Linked DNA regions of Homo sapiens: region 2 is linked to region 1. A link is a loop called in an ENCODE intact Hi-C map of the cell type or tissue named here. Cell type or tissue: Calu3. All regions are shown on one strand. Links, peaks and the distances in the headings refer to the core of each region. The heading gives the core; the rest is flanking DNA.

Evidence for each region. A loop is a pair of places that touch in the nucleus more often than their neighbours do. Peaks named below come from ENCODE experiments on the same cell type or tissue, not always from the same donor. Only the 100,000 strongest peaks of a DNase experiment are listed, where the experiment ranks them.
Region 2: a loop joins it to region 1, with 8 times the contacts of the local background. A loop is called at or near these places in 34 of 110 quality-filtered maps.

Annotation. Positions count from the first base shown.
Region 1 is chr3:179,011,156-179,020,017 of GRCh38, reverse strand. It overlaps ZMAT3 (zinc finger matrin-type 3), which reads left to right. Exons shown (of 6, transcript NM_022470.4): 6 at 1-2,795. Among named protein-coding and RNA genes, the nearest start is that of ZMAT3, 56 kb to the left of the region's middle. RefSeq lists an enhancer at 2,611-2,720. In Calu3, for the core only: a CTCF peak has its summit at 4,345 (motif pointing left); a DNase peak (open chromatin) is centred at 4,307.
Region 2 is chr3:179,555,162-179,564,023 of GRCh38, reverse strand. ACTL6A (actin like 6A) reads right to left here and starts at 1,098. Exons shown (of 14, transcript NM_004301.5): 1 at 907-1,098. The coding sequence starts at 931. RefSeq lists silencers at 1,007-1,236, 4,929-5,223. In Calu3, for the core only: a CTCF peak has its summit at 5,065; DNase peaks (open chromatin) are centred at 1,243 and 5,073.

The sequences.
Region 1 (8,862 bases), core at 205-8,204:
AACCATACATTCTGAAAATGAATCCAGTTTTCCCAAGCTGGCAGAAGTCAGAGATCATTTTTCACCTTGATCTGTGTTGCGTTTGTACTTAGTGAATGGCAGTGTGGTTGATTGGAAGAGCTTGACACTGATGTTTGGAAAAATTCTTTATTCTAGTGGTCATTTTCAAACTTGTCTTCTGTAGAGAGGGGAAAAATTATGTATTTGCAGCTAAAGCGAAGAGACTGGCACAATAATTATTAATTGTGTTAGTTCATTTCTATATTAAATGAAGCATCTTCACAAATCAGGTTTGAAGCCATTAAAAGCAAAATTTTCCCTAGTTTAATTAATTTAAAATTCTAAATTGCCTGACTACTTAGAATCTTAGAAACGCCCTGCTAGACTGATTTTATTATAGAAATGTTAACATGTTCCTCAACATTTTCTCAAGAAAATTTTCAGACATATATCAAAGTTGAAAAAACTTTGCAGTATAACCACTGCTAGATTCTGCCATCAACATTTGACTATACTTGTATTGCCATGTATCTGTTCATATTCTCTATCCCTCTTTTCATCCATCGATCCATCAGATTTTTTTTTTAAAGAACATTCCAAAGTAAATTTTAGGCAATACACTGCCCTAAATTCTTAGCATGGGTGTCATTAATTAAGGTTTAGTATTCGTTTAAATATCTATTTTGAAAGTGGTGTATGAAGTTGATAATCTGAGCCAATTAACATACTTTTTTTTTTTTCCTCCTGTGGACTTTTGTCTTCCAGTTTCTCTTTTTGTGTGTACTTAGGGTGAGGGAGGACAATTCCTTTCAAACACAAGTTTATTTTAGAATTGGTCATTTTTAAGTGCTTGTCATAAATTTTAAAGTTTCAATATAATTTTTCTTTTCCCCACTTCTGATAATGTATTTTTGCCAAACTATGCAGCTTCTTCAAAAAACTGTAAATTACTGATTGGGGTTTATGAAATCAGCGAATACCTCATTTCAATCTGTTGCTGCTTTTCTCCCTCTTGTCACTTCTCCTTTCACTACTTTCAGCTGCTCTACCAGAAGGTAGAGGGGAGTAAAGGGTCAAACCCCTATATAATTAGCTGTTTTAAACAACTCTAGGAGAGCAGATTAAGTAGCTTAGTAAGTTGAAACTATTAATTTTTCTAAAGAATTTGATTTGAATTCCTTGAGAATTGTAATTATCCACACTTCCTCCAGCTATAATTAGCAGAATTAAAAATGATTGTACTGTACAATGAGTTGTTGAAATTGTAAGCCTTAGTAACCATCTTTAGCTTTATTGTAGTCATGTTTAGAAAAAATTATTTTTACATATGCCTTTATTTTTATGCCCACTTTTTGTGGATAAGATTCTTTAGATAAAATCTAAAGAATTTTAAGTGACTTTCTCCAGGTCATGAAGATTCAATGGGTAGAATTGAATCAGAATTGAAATGTTCCAGATTCATATTCTTGTGTGTGTTTGATAAAATTCATGGCTTCCAAAGTAACTGAACACTTCCTTTGGGCCCTTGGAGGGAAAATCCATATTTTTACTAATTACACTTTTTTTTTTAGACATCTGGCAGTTCTTTGAACTTAAACATATTCTCATGGCCATAGTTCCAAATTAAGCCCGACGCAGTTGCTAAAAATCTTGCTGCACTGTTGAATACTAATAATGCAACATTTATTGGATGTTTTTGCATTTTGATGACCTTCATGATTCATTTATAAGTCTTTGTAAGTGCTTAAGTGACCCCCTCACTAGTGAAAATAATAAATGTTCTATATCATTTATTATTATTTGTGTATTCTCTACATGATATATTTTTTTAAGGAAGAGTAACTCCACATGTCAGAATGAGTGATATTATCCTAGGGCAAAGCGCAAATAGGGCAGTTTGTTTCTACTCTGCAAATATGGCATGTATAGGAACAAAACTCTTTTGGAGTGGCTGGTCATTGTTCTGCCCTCTTTTGGTACCTGAGTACCTTTCTGGGGTTTTGTAAATCGTGTGTCATTTGTAAGAATTTCACGTTAACTCTGCGTTACTTGGTGTTCACCTGTGGTATCCTTGACTGACCATAATGATTTAGTTTGGGTATGATGTGTCTGCTTTGAAATGCCTTACTGGAGTATGTCAGATCCTGCTTTAAAGCATTCCATATATCTGCTGGGACAATAAGTTGCTTCTCCTTGGAAATATGCTCTAGATTCAGAAGCAAAACCGATTTTGCTTTCACCATTAAGGTTGCATTTTAATGCAGTTATTGTTTTAAATTAGAGAATAAAATGTAAAACCAAGGGAGGCTTTAGAACCCTTTATTGAATGGCATGGCAAACTTTTAAAACTGCTTTTGCTATTTCACTAGAACTATCTTTGATAAAGGATATAGCTAAAAAATGTCAGCCCAAACTGTGTGTAATTAGGGTTGTTTATTAAAATTTTCTCTAAATGTCATACAGAGGCTTAAGATCTGTGTATGCTGTTGGGTCGGAGTGCCAGTCACTGCTTTGGAAGTCTGTGTTCTGGGGCTGCAGAATGACAAACGTGTCATGGGATTAAAACCAATCAACTGTGAATTGTGAAATTGAAACTACTCTTTCGGTTTTATTTTCTTTAGCATATTGAGTATAGAAATCTGAAACTTATTTAAAATTTATACTGCTTTTGTTGATGGCTCATTTTGGCTGTGTATCCTCACTTATGTACTGATTTCTGATAAAGGCTTGACATTATTATAACACGCATTTTGTGTTCCAGTTTAATAAAACGGTTTCTGAGTCTTGTCTGAAAATTGTTTGGTTATGAGTTGAAGATCAAGGGAAGAAGGTAAATTGTCATCACTGAGACGTTATTTTGATGCCGATTCTCGATGACTGTGGGTTCTCCATTCATCAGTCTGCACACAGTCTGCCATGGTCTTCTGGAAATCATGCAAGTACTGTAAGCTTTTAGGTTGGCAGTAGAATCAACCTAGCTGCCCACACTGCCCGTTCTCCCCATCACTGGAGTTAGCCTGGGACTGGAGTGAGTTCTCAATTTTGTTGGTAGATTTTAATATTTATTTTCCCTTCAAATTTTAAGAAAGTTGGCCTTAGTACCATAAACACTGCTGGAAATAAACACATTATTAAAAAGCATATACCCATTAATCTTTTGGGGGTGTTTTACATGTAAAATACTCTTACAAATATAATCAATTTATATATGCAATATAATTGAGATGTGGTCCTTTAAACAGCCTGGTTTTCTGTATACAGTGTACTTTTGAATTTAAATGCTCACTTAAAAAAGTAGATTATAGGCTGTAAGATGCTGTTATGCTTTAATTAATCAGGATGCAAGACACATACCCTTACTGTTGTGGGAAAAATTCTTCGGTCTGCACACACAAAAAATGTTTCTGAATGAAGTGAATAGATCACACTGAATTTGTGTGTTGTAAAGTACTCAAGGCATCAGCACATTTTATTAAATCATCTCCAGGAGATTCTTAGCTTTAAAAAAGCCATGATAATATGCACCAAAAAAGTCTTAAATGATTTCAGATTTTCAGCCTTTTTAAAGGCATTTCTGAGGCTCATTCATTGGCTGAAAATCTATTCAAGATCAAATGCTGGGTGTTATCCTTTATAATTTCTTAAAGGGCTGGTGATAAAGTTTCCCAATGTATGATAAATTGATATAAGATTATAAAGATCAGAAATAGATCTTTTTATGTGAGTTTTAAGATTTTTATCATCTGAGTTGAGGCTTAAACCACAACAATTCTTAGTTGTGGGATCTTCATAACTTGAAAATTAAGAATTACAAAAAGATGAAGACAGTTAACTATTGTGTAACGTGAATATTATTTTAAAGGGATCTGATTATGAGTTCTTACCAAAAAAAATCCCCTAAAAATACATTTCATGGTTTTTAATCTTCAAGTCTGTGTGTGTATGTGTGTATATATATTTAGGGGGAATGTATACTAGGAGGGAGTTTATGGAAACATGTTTAAGATGATCATATGCTAGTAATGAAGTGTGTCCAAAGGAACAGATGTAAATTTGCCACTGGAAGAAATACACTCCACCATAGGCAGTCTATAACTTATGCTTGGCATTTTGGATAAATCTTTAAGTATGTAATTAGAGCTTCAAATGTGTTTTGGCTGGAAGTTGTCCCTCTAGACAGGAACAAGATGCCTTTCATATTAGCTTCAATTTTTCATCTTTGCTGATGCCAGAGGCACCTCTCTAACCCTGTTTTCTAGAAATCCTTACTAGGTTATGGACTTTGACCAACGGTATCTAGTGCCACCTTGTGGACTGTCTAGATTTTACAGTTAGCAGTTTGTGGTTGGTGAACTAACTTTAAAGCAGGATGTTTGGTTGAAAACCACCTTGTGGAGGATATGAGTTTTTATCTGTAAATAAAACAAGTCATGCCTTTAAGAGATACTGAGGACTGTTTTTGCAGCTTAAGTCTGTAAAGGATGACAGAGTGGGAAAGTGTTGAATTGGAAATCAGGATCCATATATATGTATGGATAGATATATATGCACAGGCATGTGTGAATGTCTCATTTTTTGTGATTATTTAAAAACGTCTATTTTGTTTAAAAAAATCTGTTCTCTACATATTCGGTTATGTGAACAACAACAAACATGGAAATTAAAATAATGGTCAATGAAGGCCCCAACCAGGAAGTAAAGGACTAGAAAAATCTTTCATCAAAGAAGACTTGAAAATTTAAAAACACAATTATATACAAGGGCAAATGTTACCAAACATGGAAATCTTGCTGACATAAAAATTAAACTATAAAATATTAAAATTTTCCCAAACATAGTTTATTTTTGGGGAAAACAATATTTTCTGCTTTAATAAGCTAGCAATGAAGAAAGAGACTTTTTTAAAAAAGTAGTTTTATTAAATATTTCAAACATTCAGAAAAAGTACATACTGGGTAACTGGTCTCAGTTCTGTCACCAGTGTGTTCCCTGGCTTGTCACTTGACCTCTTGAAATTCAGATCCCCATAACTGGGGTATTAGGGGTGGATCTAGTTATTTCTTCTTTATTCCTCTCTTTCAGTACTATGGATAATTTAGAAGATTGCTGTTTTCAAAAAGAATTGTTTTTTTTTTTCGAAATACATAAGTCCTGAACTCACTCCTGAACTCCATGCTGCCATGTCCCCCCTGCCCAGCGGCAATTGATCGCGGTTAGCAGTTTCTTGAGTCTTTTCCAGATAAAGTCTATGTAACGTGAATGGAGGCATTCCATCCCTACTGTTCTGTTCATCACCTTGGGGTATGTGTGTGTGTGTGTATGTGTGTGTGTGTGTGTGTGACCTTGGCAAGCATTCCATACCAGCACATGTGGATCTATTTCATTGTTTTTCATTCTGTGGTGTTTCCTTGTATGATTTCTAAAATTTCTGTTATTGATCCTCTATTGATGGACATTTATGTAATAATAATTTAAAAAAATTAAACCCTTAAAAATAGCAAAACATATAAAATTTACCATTTTAACCATTTAGTTTACAATCATAATCACTCTCCATCTCCAGAAATTTTTTATCTTCCCAAACGGAAATTTTACTCATTAAACAATAACTCCACATTCTCTCTTCCCCAGTCCCTGGTAACCACCATTCTACTTTCTGTCTCTATGATTTTGACTACTTGAGGTACCTCATATAAGTGGAATCATATGACAATTGTCCTTTTGTGTCTGGCGTATTTCACTTGGCATAATGTCCTCAAGGTTCATCCATGTCGTAGTATGTATCAGAATTTCCTTCATTTTTAAAAATTATTTTTAATTAGGGATATATAATATTGTACGTATTTATGGGGTACATGTGTCATTTTGATACAAACATTCAATGTGTAATGATCAAATCAGGGTAATTGGGGTATCTTATCACCTCAAGCATTTATCAACTTTCCTTCCTTTTTAAGGCTGAATAATATCCCATTGCATGTATCGATGACATTTTGTTTATTCATCCACTGATGGACACTTACGTTGCTTCTACCTTTTAGCTATTGTGAATAATGCTACTGTGACCATAGGTGTACATAGCTGAAGACTTGGAAAATTATAAATTATTTTATATATGCAAAGTGTATAAAAGTTTAATTTTTTTCACTGAAGCTTTGATAATTTGAGTCTGTAAAACAAACTGACCATGGATTAACAGGAAAAAAGGCATACAGATTTATTAATGTACATATGGGCATGGGAGTCATACAAAATATGAAAAACTCAAATGTCCAGACAGCTGATGCTGTAAACCAAAAAGTATCTGAGACAGATCTCAATCAACTGAGAGTTATTTTGCCAAGGTTGATGATACACCCAGGAAAAAAAGCCACTAGCCACAATAGAATCTGTGGCCCACACTTTTTTTCCAAAGAGGATTTTGAGTGCTTCCATATTTAAAGGGGAAAACATGGGCAGGAGAGAAAAGAAGTGTAGATGAAAGAGGCAAGAAGTTGCAATCTTTTGAAGATTTCATCAGCGTTCAGTGGATCCACATTTTACATGTGAAAGGAGAGGGTAGAGGCATTTGTCTCATGCTCAGTGAATCTACGTTTTTACATAAGATAAGTAAACAGAATAGAGGAAGCAGTCAAATATGCATTTGTCTCAGGTGAGCAGAGGTATGACTTCTGGTTCTATCCTTTGTCCCGTTCTTCTGAAGATAAATTGTTTGTTATTGTCAGGGTGAAATTCAACAGAACTGTTTTAGGGTAAGGATCTTGAGGGCCCACAAAAAATTTGCTCGTGAGCAAATTGCGAGGGAGGTATGTAGGTAGTCTTTCATCTTTGTAGCTGTTGAGGAACAAAATGGGAGGCAGTTTTGTGTGACTCAGTTCTCAAGCTTGACTTTTTCCCTTAGGTATGGTGAATAGGGGGTCCCAAAATTTTATTTTCCATTCACAACTCTTTAATACTATCTTGAGGTTACAGAAAGAATAGGGGCTTGAAGCTTGTCAAGACAGGTTATGGTGGCATGAGAGGTTATGGGAAGGAGAGAAGAGGCAAGGTGTGCTGCAAAGGTGGTCTTGTTATGCAGATGATCTCACAGGTAGCAGCCCTCAGAAAGGAAAAATGGGAGGCCAGGTACGGTGGCTCATGCCTGTAATCCCAGCACTTTGGGAGACCAAGGCAAGTGGATCACCTGAGGTCAGGAGTTCGAGACCAGCCTGGACAACATGGTGAAACCCCGTCTCTACTAAAAATACAAAATTAGCTGGGTGTGGTAGCGGGTGCTTATAGTCCCAGCTACTTGGGAGGCTGAGGCAGGAGAATAGCTTGAACCCGGGAGGCGGAGGTTGCAGTGAGCTGAGAGCACACCACTGCACTCTAGCCTGGGCGACAGAGCAAGACTCCATCTCAAAAAAAAAAAAAAAAAAAAAAAAGAGATGGGAGCCTGTGGTAGATGTTTCTATAAAACCTTTAAAGGTGTCAGGCTCTCAGTTAATCTTGCCTTGTTCTGGACAAGGTGGGGCTTCAGAAAAAGCCTGTTTGCATCTGTTGTTTACTTCACTTTATTTCCTCTAGAGATGCAAATCCCCGTAAAAGACTCAGCTTTGCAGGCTGATTCTTGTGTTGCAGGCCCTCTGAATAGTCATCTCAAAATATGTCAAAGAAGTATATTTTGGAGTGAAACATTTCTTAGTTTCCTTTAGTCCCCCACTTGAAACTTTAGAACGTTTCGCTTATTAATGTTTGGGCGCAGTGGCTCATGCCTGTAATCTCAACACTTCAGGAGGCTGAGGTGGGTGGATCGCTTGAGCCCAGGAGTTTGAGATCAGCCTGGGAAATATGGCAAAAGCCCATCTCTACAGAAAAAAAAAAAATAATTAGCTAGCCATGGTGGCACGTGCCTGTAGTCCCAGCTATTCAGGAGGCTGAGGTGGGAGGATCACTTGAGCCTTGAGGGGGAGGTTGGAGGATCACTTGAGCCTTGAGGGGGAGGTTGCAGTGACCTGAGGTTGTGCCACTCTATCCTGAGTGACAGAGAGAGACCCTGTCTCAAAAAAAAAAAAAAAACACAGAAGTGTCACTTATTAAAGTAGGATTGGTAGCTATGGAGAGATTTGGGTTAGAAGTTTTGAGATAAGAGGGAGCAAAACAAATTGGGATAAGCAGAAAAGAACAAATATAAGTATGTCATGCCATATCTTCTTGAATCCGTCTCTTAGTTGTGATACTACATCAGTTAAACTGTTGTTTCCCATTGCAACAGGTGGCATTGCAGATGGGCTCTCAAAGTTAGGCCAAACATCTTTGATAAGAGACATTTCTATGAAAACAGAGAAAAATAACGTTAACATTTGGAACAGCCTATAAATTAGTTTCTTTAGAGTCTGGAGGGCAGTCAGTTGAGAAGATGGCCAGATTTGGGTTAGAAACATCTTCAGTTGAAACAGACAGGCAGTGGCAATCTGGCAGATTTTCCTGGGTTGTAGTTTTTTTTTTTTTTTTTTTTAGTTTTTGTGGGTACATAGGTGTATACATGGGGTACATGAGATATTTTGGTACAGGCATGCAATGCATAATAATCACATCATGGAAAATTGGGTATCCATCCCCTCAAGCATTCGTCCTTTGTATTACAAACAATCCAATTATACTCTTTTAGTTATTTTAAAACGTACAGGTAAATTATTATTAACTATAGTCAACCTGGTATGCTATCAAATACTAGGTCTTATTCACTCTTTCTAACTACTTTTTTGTACCCATTAACCATCCCCACTTCCTCCCCTCCCCTCACTACCCTTCCCAGCCTCTGGTAACCATCAGTCTACACTCTATCTCCATGAGTTCAATTGTTTTGATTTTTAGATCTCA
Region 2 (8,862 bases), core at 530-8,529, 540 kb before region 1:
TATTTCATTTAACCTTCATGCCCACCCCCATCGGCTAGGAATTATTCCATAAATGAGGCCTGAAGTTGGAAAGTTACATAAACTGCCCAAGACCAAAGCGCTTAATAAAGAGTGAGGTGGATATTTCAACCCAGGTCTGTAACCCCCGGCACCTGGTAATCTTCCTACCACACCACAGTCTAATCAAAGAAAGTGAAAAAATAACACGCCTAGGACCCCCAGCAAACTTTCTGGGCATCCTTAAATTACACGTGCTCCTGAATTGATCTCAAACAGACCCGCCCACGAGTCACTCTGGAGACTCCGCAGCCAAAAAACAGGCAAGAGTTACTGAAAGGTGAGGCAGCTCGCGCATGGGGCGCAGACGGGGAGGAGGCAGTACCCTAAGTGGCCGCCGCTTCCCTAGTCAGTTCTACGGCTTGAGGCTCGCTTTGCCACCTATGGGACACTCTGGGAACCCTCCGTCCACGCTTGCAAACCGCCGGGACCTTCCAAGTTTAGGCGGGCGCACACGCGTCCCGACACAGCTGAGTCCAGGAGGCACTCGGGGAGATGCGACCCTGGGGCGGTCACCCAAGCCGGGGCCCGGCGGCCGGCTAGACTGAGCCTCCCGCCCAGCCCCGAGGCTCCCTAGAGAACCGAGCGCGCACCCCAAAACCCTGCTCCTCCGGGGACAGAGGCAGGAAGAGGCCACAGAGAGCCGCCACTTCAGGGAGCCCGAGGAGCACGGCGAGCCGGGTGGGCTCCGGGGGCGGGCAGAGCGTGGGGCGGGGACGGGGCGGGGAGGCCGGGGTCCCGAGAGGGGGAGACCGGAAGGGAACGCCGGGGAGGGGAGGGCTGGGAGCGGCGGTTACAAACCCCACACGCCGAAAAGGCGCGCTCTCTCGTCCGGCCGCACTCACTCACCTCCCCCGTACACGCCGCCGCTCATGGCTGCTGCCGGCGCGACTCCTACCCTAAGGGCTAACTGGCGAAGTGACTGCAGTGGCCGCGACTGCGAGTCTCGAGGAGCGATAGCCCCTGACTCCCTTAACTTCCACCGCCACCCACCTCAGGCAACAAAGCGGCGTCCACACACCCCGGAGCTCAGCCACACTTGCTGGCTCCTCCTATCAGCCAATCACTAGGGTCCAGGCCTAAGTCTAGCCAATCAGAATGCGGCTGCGCCGCATCCCCGCCGCGGCCCAGCAGGTTTAGCCAATCGAAGGCAGCCATGGGGGCGGGAAAGAGGAAAGCGACAGCAGGACAGAAGGAGTTGGGTTGCGGAGCTGGAGGGGGCGGAGCTTCCCGGGTGGGCGAGGGAATGGGCGGAGGCAGTGGGAGAAGAAGGAGGAAGGCTGGAAGAAGCATGGGGGCGGGACTAGGAGGTGCGTCTGGGCGCTGAGGAGCGGCGGGAACCCGGGTAGGGGAAGGTAGACCCCTGGAAATTGAACGGGTGTCTCCACGCCGAGATTCCTGTCCAGTGACTGTGGGGAATGCGGATTTCTTTCTTTTTTTCTTCAGAAAAAGTATTTTAAACTAACTTTTATGTTGAAAAAGTAAAAATTTTGCGCTCCACTTTGGGATAGGGGAATCAGTAAATCAGACAAATTGATAGGATCTTGCAGTTTTTAAAATGGTTATTAATAAGTAAAAGAAGAATGAAATTATGCGGTATCCCAGCTAAACCTAGGTAGCGCTTTAAAAACTATTAAAAAACTTACTCATTTCTTTAAAAAAAAAAAAAAATTTCAGGCCGGGCGTGGTGGCTCATGCGTGTAATCCGAGCACTTTGGTAGGCCGAGGCGGGCAGATCACAAGGTCAGGAGTTCGAGACCAGCCTAGGCAACACAGTGAAACCCTGTGTCTACTAAAAATGAGAAAAGTAGCCGGGCCTGTAGTCCCAGCTACGCAGGAGGCTGAGGCAGGAGAGTCGCTTGAACCCGGGAGGCAGAGGTTGCAGTGAGCCGAGATTGCGCCACTGCACTCCAGCCTGGGCGACAGAGCAAGACTCTGTCTCAAAAAAAAAAAAAATCAATTTCTTTTATCCTGTGAGAGGTATTTAAAACAGCTAATCAATCTTCATTCAAGCAAGCACCCAATCCTAAATAGGCATCCCAAAAACAGCCTTAGTCCCCTATTTCTACCAGCCTAGTCCAGATCACCTTCCTTTATCCCCAGATTACTGCAACAACTTGTTGCTGTGTCCCTTTGCCACTCTTGATCAAGGGAGCTTCATCTGTGAAAACGCCCAAACCCGATCAGGACACTCCAGCGCTCAAACCCTTAAGATTGCTGCCTATCCTTGTAATTGATCCTTGTCTAGAGTCTAGACATGCAGTGCCTACTTTTAACCTTAGAAACGATTGACTAAAACCCCATCAGTCTCAGTGGCAGAGGGTGGCAGAAAGTGATGAGGCAGTAGGGTGGGAAAAAAGGCTAGCGGGAAAACTCTTTCCCATTCACTTGACAATATAATCACAGTGTATCTGACCATTTAGAAAAGCCCTATTAACCCAGTGAGATAATGCAGATGTGTGTCAGCACACTATGGCACTAGGGCCAAATCCAGTCTTTTGTGTGTGGGGTGGGGAGGGGAGGTGGGGAAAAGGGGAAGCAGGTGGGAAGACTGCCTTTTTTTTTTTTTTTTTTTGGCCTTGAGCTAAGAATGATTATTTCTGTTTTTAAATTATTATTTAAAATATTTTAAAGAATAATATGTGACAGGTTGGGCATGGTGGCTCACAGCTGTAATCCTAGCACTTTGGGAGGTCCAAGCAGGAGGATCGCTTGAGGCCAGGAGTTCAAGACCAGCCTGGGCAACACAGGGAGACCCCCGTCTCTACAAAAAATTTTAAAATTATCTGGGTATGGTGGTGCATGCCCCCTAGCTACTCTGGAGGCTAGGGTGAGAGGATTGCTTGAGCCTGGGAGTTCAAAGCTTCAGTGAGTCGTGATCTCCCCACTGCACTCCAGCCTGGGTGACAAAGCAAGTCCCTGAAAAAAAAAAAAAAAAAGAAAAAAAGAAAACAAAAGAAAGAAGGAGAGAGATGTGAAAACTATGTGAAATTCACACTTCAGTGACCTTAAACTAAGTTTTATTAGGACACAGCCCACACTTACTCATTTATGACTATTTTGCTCTGTAAGGGTAGAGTTGAGTAGTTGGGAGACAGAGACTATGTGTCCCACTCAGCTGGAGAATACATTTATTACTGGACCCTTTACAAGAAGAGTTTGCAGACCTGAGCTAACACATGTAATATAACCAGCATAGCGTGCATAAGTACCCTATGTTAACTGTTGTCCCCATTATTATAGCTGTCACTGTAGCTGCATATCAAATCCCCAAAATATTTCTTCTTCCAATCTATGTTTTTATGATGTCTTTGACTAGTAGCTGAAGAGTATAAAATATTGAGATGTTTTCTAATAATTAAATATTGAAGAGATGCTATTTGTGAGTTTATAATACACAGTTATCCATTTAAATCAATGTAGCATTTAAATGCCAAATAATTTATATACAGCAAATTAACTAGATTTTGATATCGCTGAACATTGATATCTCTCTTCAATACTATCTCCAACATCTCTCATGTTTGAAGATAATATATCCTAGAAGTAAAATACCTATCTAGTCTAAAAGAGAGTAAAATATTTGTTCCACTTGTTCAGCATTTATCTTAAAACAAAACAGTTCAAGAGGGTTGATGATGAGGACCACGCCCTCTAGCCTCTGGAAAGCCTGAGATGGGACTGTCTCCTCCCCAGATTTAAAACTGTCCTGCACCGTGTGCAGAGTAACCAAACTGTGCAGGAGAATTGTAAATCTGACAGCACAAAGAAGATGGAAGTGACACTCAGATGATTTTGCTTAAAGTCAGGTTTTGCTCCATTTGATAATTTGGAAAAATACTAGAAAACAGATCATTTGTTTGTTCATTCATTTGTAATATCAGGTTGGCTTGGAATCTCTTGATGTCCCATTGGAACCACGGCTTCATTTAATAATAAGCCATTGAAATGAATTTCAAAGGAAATAAACTTCACATTACATCTGATGTTTCAGGACAAATCACATGTTGACACAGATAAAAGTGCACACTTGTGAATCCTTTGATAAATTTTAATCAATAAAAAATGTAATAGGACACTAAGACTATTGGCCCTGAAATATTGAATTGCTGGAGCATGAGATTGTTCAGAAAGAAAACCTATTCAGCCTTCTAAAAGAACTATGTCGGTGGATGGGCATCCTCCATATTAATGACGTTATTTCCTTTGACTTAACAGTATGGCTGTTTTCTATTCTTTTTTTTTTTTTTTTTTTTTTTTTTTTTGTAAAACAGAGTCTCGCTCTATAGCCCAGGCTGGAGTGCAGTGGCATGGTCTTGGCTCACTGCAACCTCCATCTCCCAGGTTGAAGTGATTCTCCTGCCTCAGCCTCCCCAGTAGTTGGGACTACAGGCATGTGCCACCATGCCCAGCTAATTTTTGTATTTTTAGTAGAGAAGGAGTTTCACCATGTTGGCCAGGCTGGTCTTGAACTCCTGGCCTCAAGAGATCCACCTGCCTCGGCCTCCCAATCTTCAATTCTTAGGAAAACTAGTTGAAAGTACATTAAAACAAAAGTACTAACCCAGCAAAATCTGCTTTATGAAATATAAAATATATGAGGGTTGGGGTTTTTTGAGTAGTGATATTTCTCCCCTGTTGTCTAACATGTTTTCTCTAAAGTCTTGGCTCAGCCTATATTAATGTTGTCAATAACTAGTCAGATTAAACTGCAACAACTCAAGGTTATTGTCTGTTATTTCAGTTCTCAAAGGCACAGCATATCAAAACTATCAATGCTTGCAATTTTCCCCCTGAACCAATATATCAGGTATGTCAACCTAAAAACAAAAGATGTTGAAGTAACAGGTATATAAATTTATCTAGCCCAGAGTAGGTGCTCAGTGGTTGATTCCGAATCCAGTTTACAAAAATAAAGAGGCTTTCAAAAATCATTTGTAATATCCAAGCATCAAGAATTTCTTCTGTGGCCCCAGGTGCAACAATTGGCTTTGCCACATTGGGTCGCTGGTCGTCCATTCTTGTAATGATCCACCAGGACTTGTGATGCTGGATCCTCTCTACTTTCTTCACCAGCCCTGTCAGCACTCAGGTTATGGAATTTCAGCAGTCATTACAAAATGTTACATATCTTATCCTCTGTCTCAGCTTTTATTAAGTTCAGCATTGAAAAAAAAATGCAACTGCTGTTTATGCAAGCTAGGAAACAAATTCAGAAAATTATCATCCGTCAGGAAGAAATGACACAAAAATTTATGTACATTTAGAATTATTTTGTTTCATGCTGCAAAATATATAAAGTTGGCAGTAGTAAAAAGCAATTTTCAAAATAGACATTTTTGTGTGTATGAGGAGTCATTGTAAGCACCATCCTTTGCGTACTGAAGTTCCAAATGTATAACACTCATCCAAGCACTACTGAGATAAAAGATAAATACCTGGTATCATATATAGGGTTTTTCAACAATAGAAATATGATTGGTAAGATTCATACATGTTTGCCATCAGAATAGTAAGAGATCTATCCATTTCAATAATGTAACCTAGATCTATAAAGAAGCAAATAAAAGTATGTTTGGTCACAGCTGGTAACTTTATAACACACTAATAGGTTTGCTATGGTATTAACAATGGTCCTGAACAGACAAGAAAGTAAAGAAAAAAAGATGAGATGCTAAATTCTCGGTGAGTTGTACGAGTCTATATTGTTATTTCATTATCTTTAAAAAAAAAAAAAAACCTCTTCTTTGTTCATTCAATATAGCTTTTGGGGAAAATCACCATGTGAGTTAGCAATGCCAACATTTAATCAACTGGTGCTGTAAAGTGACACTGTGTCACTTGGGGCCACTTTTGGGCAAATCAGGGCTTCTCATTGATCTAGGTCAGTAGCAACACCATGTTGTAAGGCTGTTACACAGCTCGAGGAGCAATACTCTCCTGAGTCCAAGGTTCTTGCTAAGGATGGCTTCTTTGGAACACTTGAAACTGCTTTGGAATAGAAAGGATTTCATCGGCCACACGATAATAATGACCACAAATTACTGAACTTTATGTGCTATCATAGGAAAGACGCTTTATATACAATATTTTCCATTAATCGACTTATCCTTCTGAGGGTTTTGGCAGAAGAGGCCCAGAGATTTACCAGCTTGCCCAACATCACAAAGCTATTGAGAGTCAGGATTTGAAACTAGAGTTGTCTGAACCTACTGAGTATGCTGTTTCTACTTCAAGATAGCTTTCTCTTTCCACTTCCATGCTTCTAGTAAACTTGAAAAACAATCATTTCAATTATATATAATATATAATAATATAATCTGTATATATTATATATGTATATACACAGACATGTATGTAAATCTAAAGGTATAAAAAGATACAGAGAACTAAGTCTTCCCTTTTACCTGTATCCCTAGCCGTCTCCTCTTCAGGGTGGTTCTATGCTTATACAACTGATTATGTAGATATATTCCCCCTTCTCTATTTTTTCTGATCCAAATGTAACTCACAATACACTAGGGATCTTTAAGAAGCATTCTCGGGCCGGGCGCGGTGGCTCACGCCTGTAATCCCAGCAGTTTGGGAGGCCGAGGCGGGTGGATCACGAGGTCAGGAGATCGAGACCATCCTGGCTAACACGGTGAAACCCCGTCTCTACTAAAAATATAAAAAATTAGCCGGGCGTGGTGGCGGGCGCCTGTAGTCCCAGCTACGCGGGAGGCTGAGGCAGGAGAATGGCGTGAACCCGGGAGGCGGAGCTTGCACTGAGCCAAGATCACGCCACTGCACTCCAGCCTGGGCGACAGAGCAAGACTCCGTCTCAAAAAAAAAAAAAAAAAAGCATTCTCGGCTGGGCACAGTGACTCACACCTGTAATCCCAGCACTTTGGAAGGCCCTGGTGGGAGAACTGCTTGAGCCCAGGAGTTCAAGGCCAGCCTGGGCAGCACAGTGAGACCCCTGTCTCTACAAAAAGTAATAAAAAAAATTAGCCAGGCTGGTGGTGTATGCATGTAGTCCCAGCTATTTAAGAGGCTGAGGTGTGAGGATTACTTGAAGCTGGGAGGTCCAGGGTGCAGTGAGCCATGATCGCATCACTGCACTCCAGCCTAGGATACAGAGAGAAACGCTGTCTCAAAAAAAAAAAAAAAAAGCATTATTCTTTTTGGAAATCAATTTTAAAATATTTACTTTGGACATTTTTATTTTAATAATTTTAAATGGTATACATACGGCTAGAAACTGAAATGACACAACAGTGAAAAACAAAGCTCCCTTTCTCCTCTTTCAATCCTCCCAATTCCTCAGTTCCTCTCCCCAAATTGAACTACTGTTACCAGTTTCTTATGTAACCTTCCAGAGATAGTCTTTTCAAATAGAAACATATATTTATATTCCTTCCCCCCATTATTGTTATTTACATAACTGAACAAGTGATTTTGTACTTGACTTTGTTTACTTAACAGTATTATCTTGGAGGTCAGTCCATGTCAACCTGTATAATTCTTATTCCTTTTAACATCAGCACAGAATTCTATTACCTGTATATGCCATGATTTATTTCACCAGTTCTCTATTGAAGAGACATTTAAGTTGTTTCTAGTCTTTTACTATTACAAAGAATGCTGTAATGACTATTCTTTTCTTTGCGCATATATGAGAGTTTTTGTGCAGGATGAATTAGCAGAAGAGACTTTGCTGGGTCACAGGGTATATACATTTTTAATTGTAATGGTCATTGCCAAATTACACAGGACTTAAACAATTTACATTTCCCCAATAATATGTTTGGGAGTACACTTTTTCCTCCAACTCTCACCAACACAGAACTTTTTTAAACTTCTGTTAAGATGGAGCTTTTATATAAGATGTTTTGTTCATTCATTAGCTGTTTAGGTAGAGCCTGTGATTTACTGTTCGTACCAACAACAGTGCACCAGATCCAAGAGTGCATTTTGGGGGGCTCTAAGACTGGATGAAAAAAGAAGCAGAATAATTTACAAGCAAAACTTCTGATCTGCTAACTTTTTGACCTTCTGCTCTAAGCCTGGCACCAGGGAAACTAGGTGAAATAAGCCATGCTTTCACTCAAGGGCTATAACAGTTCTCCCATTAATGTGAAAGTGGCTGCTAGCACATTCCAGTTGCTACTTGAAGAATGGATCCCAAATATCCACTTAGGCTGAGGCTTCCACCAATGCTTGAGAAGATGTGGGTGGTGACTACACAATTCCTTCTTCCATTTAAAGTTGTTTCTCTCCACCCTGACACATGATTAAAACAATAGTAAACAAAAGAAAAGTCATTTGCCACACCTAACATGTAGTATGCGCTACATTTCTAACCAGGGATTGGTTATAGAGTTTGTTTTGTTTTGTTGGAATGAAGGAAAAAGGCATTTCTTTTGTTCTTTTGTTTTTTGTTTTTTTTTTTTTTGAGACGGAGTCTTGCTCTGTCGCTCAGGCTGGAGTGCAGTGGCGTGATCTCTGCTCACTGCAAGCTCTGCCTCCCGGGTTCACACCATTCTCCTGCCTCAGCCTCCCGAGTAGCTGGGACTACAGGCGCCCGCCACCACGCCTGGCTAATTTTTTGTATTTTTAGTAGAGACGAAGTTTCACCATGTTAGCCAGGATGGTCTCGATCTCCTGAACTTGTGATCCGCCCACCTCAGCCTCCCAGAGTGCTGGCATTACAGGCATGAGCCATCGCGCCCAGCCCTTATTTTTTTTAAGCAGGAGGTGGAGGGAGGTGGGAAAGTTTTTTTCTTTCTTTTTTTTTTTTTTTTTTTTAGGAAAAATCTATGA